3 separate regions of the Homo sapiens genome follow, and regions 2 and 3 are each linked to region 1. Evidence: chromatin contacts called from ENCODE Hi-C or POLR2A ChIA-PET data. All regions are on one chromosome and are shown on one strand. Each heading gives the region's core, a stretch centred on a gene start or an enhancer-like site at or near the end of the contact. The rest is flanking DNA. Distances are from core to core; before and after follow the strand shown. Region 1 holds the start of GJC1 (gap junction protein gamma 1). Region 2 overlaps EFTUD2 (elongation factor Tu GTP binding domain containing 2). Region 3 has its middle 35 kb from the start of GJC1.

Region 1 (2,700 bases), core at 126-2,625:
TTGTAGAGATGGGGGTTTTGCCATATTGTCCAGGCTGGTCTGGAACCCCAGGGCTCAAGCAATCCGCCTGCCTAGGCCTCCCAAAGTGCTGGAATTACAGGCGTGAGCCACCGCGCCCATCCCACACTTGTCATTTTAAATACATCTGTAGAGAGGCAATGTGATAAGGCGTGGGGACAGACTACAGCAATCACAGGGAGAAGTACTTAAATGCTCCGAGGCCAAGCAGGTCATGAAATGATTTAAGCAGCTGAGTGGGGACATTGCCTACCCGGACAAGGTGACTCAAGAGGAGCTGCCATGTGAAAAGAGAAGCTCAAAGTAAGCAGCTTTTGACTTTTTAGGGAGGCCAGAAATCTGGATTTTAATATTTTGGTAACTAATTCATATTTTTGGAAAACATACTGGCCACACAAAACTGGTCAGTGCATTAGATGCCTAGCCTTCAAGATTTCCACTCTGGGGCTACCCCTTAGGGCTTGGCTTTGGGTGGGGGAGTTTGACTTGCAGCAAGTAACCTCACTTGTTAGCGCTTAATTTCCCCTCTGGTCAAAAGGGCAAAATAATAAAAGCCTGTCCATCGGCATTCTGATGCTCAGATGAGATCATTCCAGAGGTCGCCCATCTCTTTACTGAGCCTTCCTTTATTACCCAAAGTCTTACTCTACTTAAAGCATTTGGAGAATTTTCGGTTTCCTACTGGGCATTTTAAAACTGGGGATTCCTATGCATGAAAATTTTTCCCAAGTCCTCTGAATGGGATCCTGCTGGGATGCAAAGAGTTAAGAGGAAATAGCCTATTAGGGTCTTGCTAATCCGAGAAGTTCAGGACCTGAAAAGTATCTAGAGCACTGCTAAGAGCCCCGACTCTAGCTAGATCCACGCAGGGCCCGCCAGATCCTCGAGGAATTGTAGAGCAGAACCTGGGAGGAGACATTAGCATCCCGTGCTACAATGGACCAAGGCCTCGGCGGAGCGCGCAGAAGACAACTCTGGGCCCGCTAAACCAACCCAGGATACCCAGGTAAGGCGAGAACCCACGGCGCCGTTAGCGGCCCGCTCAAACTGAGGCGCGGCTGGCGGGGGACTCTCGCCCGAAAATCAGCTTGGAAGAATGAACTGTCCGGAGCGAAGTCTGCGCCCACCCGGGGTCCAGACTCCACGCGGGTGACTCCCACGCGCGCCGCGCCTCCGCCGCGTCCCGGACTATCCGAGAGAGCGGCGAGGACTCGACCGCGGAAAGTTGGCGCTCGCGTCGCTTCCCGCGCGTTCTGGGGCGCCCCCCTCCCACTCGAGCGCCACGTGCCGCGCGCCCCCCGCTCCCGGGCCGCGGCGGGACGCCCCCGCCCCCACCGCAGCGCGCAGTGCGCAGGCGCCTTCCCGCGGGTCGCGGCGGCGGGAGCGGGAGGCGGCGGCGGCGGCGGCAGCGGCGGGAGCGGCTTCTGCCTCGGCTGGAGACTGAGGCGAAGGCGGCAGCGGCGGAGGAGGTGGAGGAGAGGCGAGGGTGAAGGCGATGGCGACGCGGGGCACATGAGGCCGCGACCGGCGGGACGGGCCGAGGCCCGGCGGAGGAGGCGGCTCCGGGGGAACCCGCCGCCGGGTGAGGGGCGGCCGCAGGGCCGGCTGAGGAGAAGCGGGCCAGGGGCGGGGTCCCAGGGGGAGGCGGGAGAACTCTTGGGGAGCCCGGGGAGGGGCCGAGGAGAACCTCCGGAGGTCCGGGGAGGAGCGCGGCCAGAGCGGGAGAAGGAGGGGGGCGCCGCCGAGGGGTTCCCGCCGAGTCCGGAGGGGCGTCGCCGGCCCGCGTCCTGCCACTGTCCCCGGCGCACCCTCCCTCTTTGTCCCCAGGCGCGCGGCTCCCAAATCGGGAGGGAAACGGCTCGGGGGTGTCCTGGGCCGCGGAGGTGTCGGGCGACGGTCGGGGAGCCCGGACAGAAGCGGCGCGCACTCGGCGGCGCCCCGGCGGTGCCGACAACTACCCGGGCGGTTAGGGGCGCAGGGCGGAGCCGGGCCGCCCCTCGCCGCCCGGGCTCTTCGCGGGCTGCTCTTTGTCTCCCCGACCTCGATCCCTGCGTCTCCGGCGGCGTGCGGGCTCGTCTGAGGCTTCCCGCATCTCCCCGCTGGAACTCCTGCCTCCCGGGGGTTAGAGGAGGGTTCGTTCGAGGGCTGGAAGCGGGAAAGCGGGGCGGAAGGACTGGGCTCATCGCCTCCTGATTAACTCGTTGTCTTTACTTAAAATGACTTTTCCCCCACTTTGTCAAACTTGAGAACTGTTTTGTGTGTGTGTGTGTTTCCTTAAGTCTCTAGCTTCAAAATTAAGAGTAGGCGCTACCGCTGTGATTGTGGGCAGTTGTGTGGTTGGCGGCTGCGTTTGGAGCTCTGAGTTGAAAAGATGTACGTGAATGTATGGTTTAGATTTTGTTCTTTTTTTTGCGATTGTCTGATTGGGAGTACTTTTCCTTTGCGAAATGGGCGAATTTGGTTTTCTTTTTGTTCATTGAGAACTGGCAGTGATACCGATTTCATTATGCTCATGCTTAATTTTGTTAGCATCAAGACGATGTGAAATCGAGTAAGTTAAGTTTGAATAAGTTCAGGCTGAGGGTCATCTTGTATGCCTGATAAGTCTAAATTTGTTATATGTTTGTGTCGTGTATACGTTCAAGTGAATATATGTGAAAGCGCTATAAAAAATCAAACTAC
Region 2 (2,700 bases), core at 96-2,595, 35 kb before region 1:
AGGCCTGTAATCCAGACGCTTTGGGAGGCCAAGGCGGGAGGATCACTTGAGTCCAGGAGTTCAAGACCAGCCTGGGCAACATGGCAAGACCCCATTTCTACTAAAAATACAAAAATTAGCCAGGCGTGGTGGCTCATGCTTGTAATCCCAGCTACTCTTGAGGCAGAGGCTGCAGTGAGCTGAGATTGTGCCACTGCACTCCAGCCTGGGTGACAGAGCAAGACTCCGTCTCAAAAAAAATAAAATAAATCAACTGGGACTGGTGGTGTGCACTTGTGGTCCCAGCTACTCAGGAGGCTGAGGCCAGAGGATTGCTTGAACCCTGGTGGTCAAAGCTGCAGTGATCCATGATCACACACCACTGCATTCCAGCCTGAGTGATGGAGTGAGACCCTGTCTCAGAAAAAAACAAAACAAAGCATGTTCGTATGAACTTTGCTTTCTTAACTGTTTGCACAATATGTGATGCTTGTCAGATTGAAATCATTTGTCAGGAGATGGTAAGGATTTAATTAAGCATGTGGAATGCTGAGAAGCAAAGAATATAACGTGGCCGGATGTGGTTGCTCACGCCTGTAATTCCAGCACTTTGGGAGGTCCCAGTGGGCAGATCGCTTGAGATCAGGAGTTCAAGACCAGCTTGGACAACATGGCTAAACCCTTTATCTCCGCACAAAATAGAATTAGCTGTTGTAGTGGTGTGTGCCTGTGGTCCCAACTACTTGGGGGGCTGAGGCAGGAGGATCACTTGAGCCCAGGAGGTGGAGGTTGCAGTGAGCCGTGATCACACCACTGCACTCCAGGCTGGGTGACAGAGTGAGACCCTGTCTCTAAAAAAGGGAATATAGCATGACGTTTATATGAATTTGTACTCCCTAAAAGATGGGACTAAAAGGGTAAAAATTATAGGAATTTTCATACAGACCTTTCTCCCAAGGCAGTAATAAAATATGCAGGTATTTAATAAGCACAGTGGACACACACATACACAAAATGTGTGTGGCCATTCCGGTGGACAAAACAGCAAAACCTAGCAACAAGATAAAATAGCAATTAAAATTTATTAGTGCTGAAAAATACTTAGTATCTTATGTCAGACTGGAATGGATTAATAAAAAAAATTTATAGAGCCTGCCTCAGTAGAGACCTTGAGTCTACTGAGGGTGATTTAGCTTGGCCCTGCCCTGACAGGATCCACAGCAAGGTGACCTTTTTTGGTTCCTTCCAGTGCACAATGATCCTCTAAATCTGAGAAGTCTGTAAATAGACTTCTGTTTAATAGGTGAGGGAGTTTCTGAGTGGGAGGAGATGCTGCTTTTCAGACACCAGGGGGCAGCACTGGGAGTAATCAATCTGAGTGCTTGGTTTATTGGCTGGGATGGGGATGTAACCAAGTTGGCTTTGCCTGTGGTTTGAAGGGTAGGTAGCAGAGATGCCGCTGAAACCAAACTTTTGTCCTTGCCAAGAGCTTTGTCTCCATAGAAGAGAGCCTTGTGAAGGAGTTCTTCAGATATTTCTTTGGACTTCCCTTGTCTCCCTCTAGCACCATGCTCAGGCTCTCACTACAGCTGACATGGTGTCTTACACCCTCACAGGTTGTAGGTGACGTGGACACCAGCCTCCCACGGACCCTAGACGAGCTTGGCATCCACCTGACGAAGGAGGAGCTGAAGCTGAACATCCGCCCCTTGCTCAGGCTGGTCTGCAAAAAGTTCTTTGGCGAGTTCACAGGTAATAATGTGCTCGTGGCCCCTTAACTCTGTCATCCTCGTGCCCTGCCACAGGTATCACAGCAATTTTTTCTCACCCAGCGATGGAGGTCAGAAATCTGAGGATCTTTTCAACAAACCACAGATTCAGATGCAGAACACTGGTGTTTTTCCTAGCTGCTTTCCTTAGTGGATGATGGCACACATTCTATCTTGGGAACCAAAAGGAATTACATTTTCCTGCCAGGAGGAGTGTTCAAGTAAATGAGATGGGGAGGCAGGCTCTGTGGTTCTGGTATATTTTCCAGGGGGCAGCCGGGAAGGTGGATGCTTGGGTAGTGTGAAATAGTGCAAAAAGCACTAGGCTAGGACTTGGGAGACTTGGTTAGTTACACAGAAGGCACGTGATACAGCAGAAAGACACTGGACTGGTTGAAAAAACCACCTGAGTCTGTCTCGATCCTGCCCTGGCCATTCCATGAGATGACCCTGGGCCAGCCACCTAATTCTTCATGACTCTGATTTGTTATCTGTAAAATCAGGGAAGTGGAAAGGGTGATGGCTGAGGGTCTTCTCAGCAGTCTCTGATTCTAAGTCCGGTGGGAATTAGGTGTCTGGGCCCCCAAGGTGCGTAGTTTTAATAGCTTATTTTGGTCTGCCCATCAATCTGACACACCAGATACCATTGAAGGCACACAGGCCTATCCCAGTGTGCTCATGGGGGTTCCCTCTTATGTGGTTTATTAATGTGTTCAGAAAACGGGGTAACTTATTGAATAGAGATGCATGCAGTGTTTCTCAAGGGGAGTCAGGTTGGGAATTGTTTTAAGTAGATGTTAGATGGGGTGCTTATTTTGTTCCACGTAAATGCGTATAGCCAATAAAAGTTCATAGATCGATGTACTTTAAACTTTTTGTCAGCTGAGTTCCAAGGAACCATGTACCACTGATACCTGCTGCTTGCTCTTTTCTGGCATCAGGGTGACTCCAA
Region 3 (2,700 bases), core at 124-2,623, 35 kb after region 1:
AAGGTTTAGACCTGGCATAGCACATGAGTTTCATCTCATCAGTCAGCTCAGAATGACTGCTGGCTCCCTGGAGGGGAGACCTACATAGAGGATCCAGGGACTCCTCTGGGTTCAGCCAAATAATCTATCAGTGATTTTGAGGTTGGGGCAGGGTTGATGGAAGAGTGTGCCATCCTTGACTAGATGTTAAGCATGTTTCAAAATATCATTGATATGGGAGTGCTGGGAAGGGAAGAGGTGGTCCCTTTAAATGATATGGAAGGGGGGAAGGGAAGTGCTGCATAGAGGATGGCATGGTTCCTGGCTAGGGCTCCACCCCCACGGACCTAGGTGAGGACTGGCATTTCCTGCCCAAATGCTTCGCCCCCATTCCCTAGACCCTAGTAGGCAGATGCAGGTGGCTGGATGTCCGGAGGAACACTGACAGGCACCGGTGCGCTGGCAGGCCACCGACCTGCAGAAGCAGAATGACATGGAGTTTGGCCTGGGCAGTCAGAGGAGAGCCCGGGCCGCCAAGCGGCCGGACTCCAGGGGAAAAGCATCTCCCTTCTGGCTCCCCCATCTGCTGAGAGCTACTTCCACTCAATAAAACCTTGCACTCATTCTCCAAGCCCACGTGCGATCCGATTCTTCCAGTACATTAAGGCAAGAACCTCGGGATACAGAAAGCCCTCTGTCCTTGCAATGAGGCAGAGGTCTAATTGAACTAACACAAGCCGCCTATAGACGGCTAAACTAAAAGAGCAAAACTAAAAGCACACACTGTAACATACGCCCACTGGGGCTTCAGCTGTAAACATTCACCCCTGGACACTGTCTTGGGGTCAGAGCCCCACAGCCTGCCCATCTGTATGCTCACCTAGAAGTTTGAGGTTTGAGCAGCAGGGCACTGAAGAAGTGAGCCACTCTCCCATTGCACACCCTGCAAGGGGACAAGGGAACTTTTCCTGTTTCATCATGAAATAATGGATTTAGTGGCCGGGAGGGGTGGCTCGCGCCAGTAATCCCAGCACTTTAGGAGGCTGAGTCGGGTGGATCACGAGGTCAGGAGTTCCAAGACCAGCCTGGCCAAGATGGTGAAACCCCGTCTCTACTAAAAATACAAAAATTAGCTGGGCGCAGTGGAAGGCGCCTGTAATCCCAGCTACTCGGGAGGCTGAGGCAAGAGAATTGTTTGAATCTGGGGCAGGAGGGCAGAGGTTGCAGTGAGTCAAGATCGCACCACTGCACTCCAGCCTGGGTAACAGAGTGAGACTCCATCTCAAAATAAATAAATAAAATACGCATTTAGCACTTCGGGATCATGACTATGACTAGGCCCATGTGAAAAGAATCATCTCACCTTGTATGTAAGCAAGAGTTGGTGTCATTACTTAGATATTTCTCCTTCCTACAGTTAATGACATCTTGGAGGAACTTAGAAACAGGAAGTGACTCAGGATTGGGAAGCACCAGAAAAAGAGCTGCTGACATGACATGGTGACAAGCATTCTTTGTCAATTGACTTTTTCTCCCGCCCCCTGGATCCTAAGGAAACGGCACAGCATTTCCTTGCCCTGCCCTTGACGTGCTATGCCTACTCTAAGCTAGATAGGGGCTTCTGAAAGAAAAACCTAAGGAAGCCCCCTGCTCATGCCTGGAGGAAAGAACTGCCGACTTTGTCTTTGCCCTCAGCCAAACCGCCACAAGTATCTTTGTCTGCCTGGCTCTCCTGGGGCCATCACAGAGGGCTGGGGATGCTGACAGCCGTAAACTCCAGGCGAGGCAGAACCAAGCAGCTGTTCATAAGCGATTTCAGTGCATGTCCAGTGACCCGAATGGGACCCGACCATGGGGAAAATGATACAGAACTAGATCGCTTTCTTTAAATTTTATTTTTAGTTTGTGTACTCCTATGGAAGTGTAATTTTATCTTTGTGCTGGGAACACTGAAAAGCACTGACGGGGAGCTCCTTTGGCCTGGCCCATTTTTCTGAAAGCACGTTGCAGCTGTGGCTTCTGCCCAGCAGGCAGAGACTGATGTTAGATCCTGTACCCAGCTGCTGCTGGGAGAAGGGACAGACTCAGCTTCTGACTGCAGGGGCATCTGCAGGAAGATCGGGGAAACTGAAGACACTTTTAACTGCAAAAGCCCTAGAAACAGTAAGTGCAAATTGTTCCGTGGATTGTTGACTTCACATTCAAACCATCGGGAAGTGATCGAGACTGGAAGCGTCGACAAGGATCCGCAGGGTCTGGGACCAGAGACCAGCTTGTGATCCTGCTGTGGAGTGCTAGGGGTCTGCTCTGGGGAGGGGGCTTTGGCCTAGAAGAGACATGGTACAGGGTGGGAACTGTTACAGTCATGCAACACTTAACATCAGGTGATTCTGTCATTGTACAAATATAGAAAGAACTCACACTAACCCATACAGCGTAGCCTACTACACACGCAGGCTCTATAGCCTATTGCTCCTAGGCTACAAACACATCCAGTGTGTGTCTATACTGAATGCTGTAGACAATGGCAACACAATGGTATTTATATATCTAGACATATCTAAACAAAAGGTACAGTGAAAGATAAAATATATACAGTATAAAAGATTTTTTTAAAAAGCTGGGTGTGGTGGCACACTCCTGTAATCCCAGCACTTTGGGAGTCCTGAGGTGGGAGGATCACTTCATCCCAGGAGTTCGAGACGAGCCTGGGCAACATGG

What was found. A loop is a pair of places that touch in the nucleus more often than their neighbours do. ChIA-PET counts read pairs that join two places held with the same protein, here RNA polymerase II (POLR2A). Pooled maps may share reads with other maps.
Region 2: a loop to region 1 is called in a map of heart left ventricle, with 5 times the contacts of the local background. The contact joins the enhancer-like site here to the promoter of GJC1 in region 1. A Hi-C loop is called at or near these places in 13 of 168 maps with a recorded cell type or tissue (Calu3, PC-3, Right ventricle myocardium inferior and 8 more), 1 of 37 single-sample maps with no recorded cell type and 17 of 50 pooled maps. POLR2A ChIA-PET finds 5 or more read pairs at or near these places in 15 of 52 experiments (A549, AG04450, B cell and 12 more).
Region 3: a loop to region 1 is called in a map of PC-9, with 4 times the contacts of the local background. The contact joins the enhancer-like site here to the promoter of GJC1 in region 1. A Hi-C loop is called at or near these places in 28 of 168 maps with a recorded cell type or tissue (HepG2, IMR-90, PC-3 and 14 more), 3 of 37 single-sample maps with no recorded cell type and 14 of 50 pooled maps. POLR2A ChIA-PET finds 5 or more read pairs at or near these places in 15 of 52 experiments (A549, AG04449, AG04450 and 12 more).

What each region holds. Positions count from the first base shown.
Region 1 is chr17:44,828,962-44,831,661 of GRCh38, reverse strand. It overlaps GJC1 (gap junction protein gamma 1), which reads left to right and starts at 1,375. Exons shown (of 3, transcript NM_005497.4): 1 at 1,375-1,600. RefSeq lists enhancers at 1-743, 744-1,717 and a silencer at 1,773-2,062.
Region 2 is chr17:44,863,961-44,866,660 of GRCh38, reverse strand. EFTUD2 (elongation factor Tu GTP binding domain containing 2) reads left to right here. Exons shown (of 28, transcript NM_004247.4): 14 at 1,596-1,731. Among named protein-coding and RNA genes, the nearest start is that of HIGD1B, 17 kb to the right of the region's middle. RefSeq lists a silencer at 1-98. Within about 2 kb of position 1,345, at least 2 of the 41 ENCODE cell types and tissues checked have a DNase peak (open chromatin) inside an H3K27ac peak, as active enhancers do.
Region 3 is chr17:44,793,809-44,796,508 of GRCh38, reverse strand. It overlaps a transcript of GJC1 not described here. Among named protein-coding and RNA genes, the nearest start is that of GJC1, 35 kb to the left of the region's middle. Within about 2 kb of position 1,373, at least 9 of the 41 ENCODE cell types and tissues checked have a DNase peak (open chromatin) inside an H3K27ac peak, as active enhancers do; they include HCT116, PC-3, PC-9 and 3 more, where a contact is called at or near this core.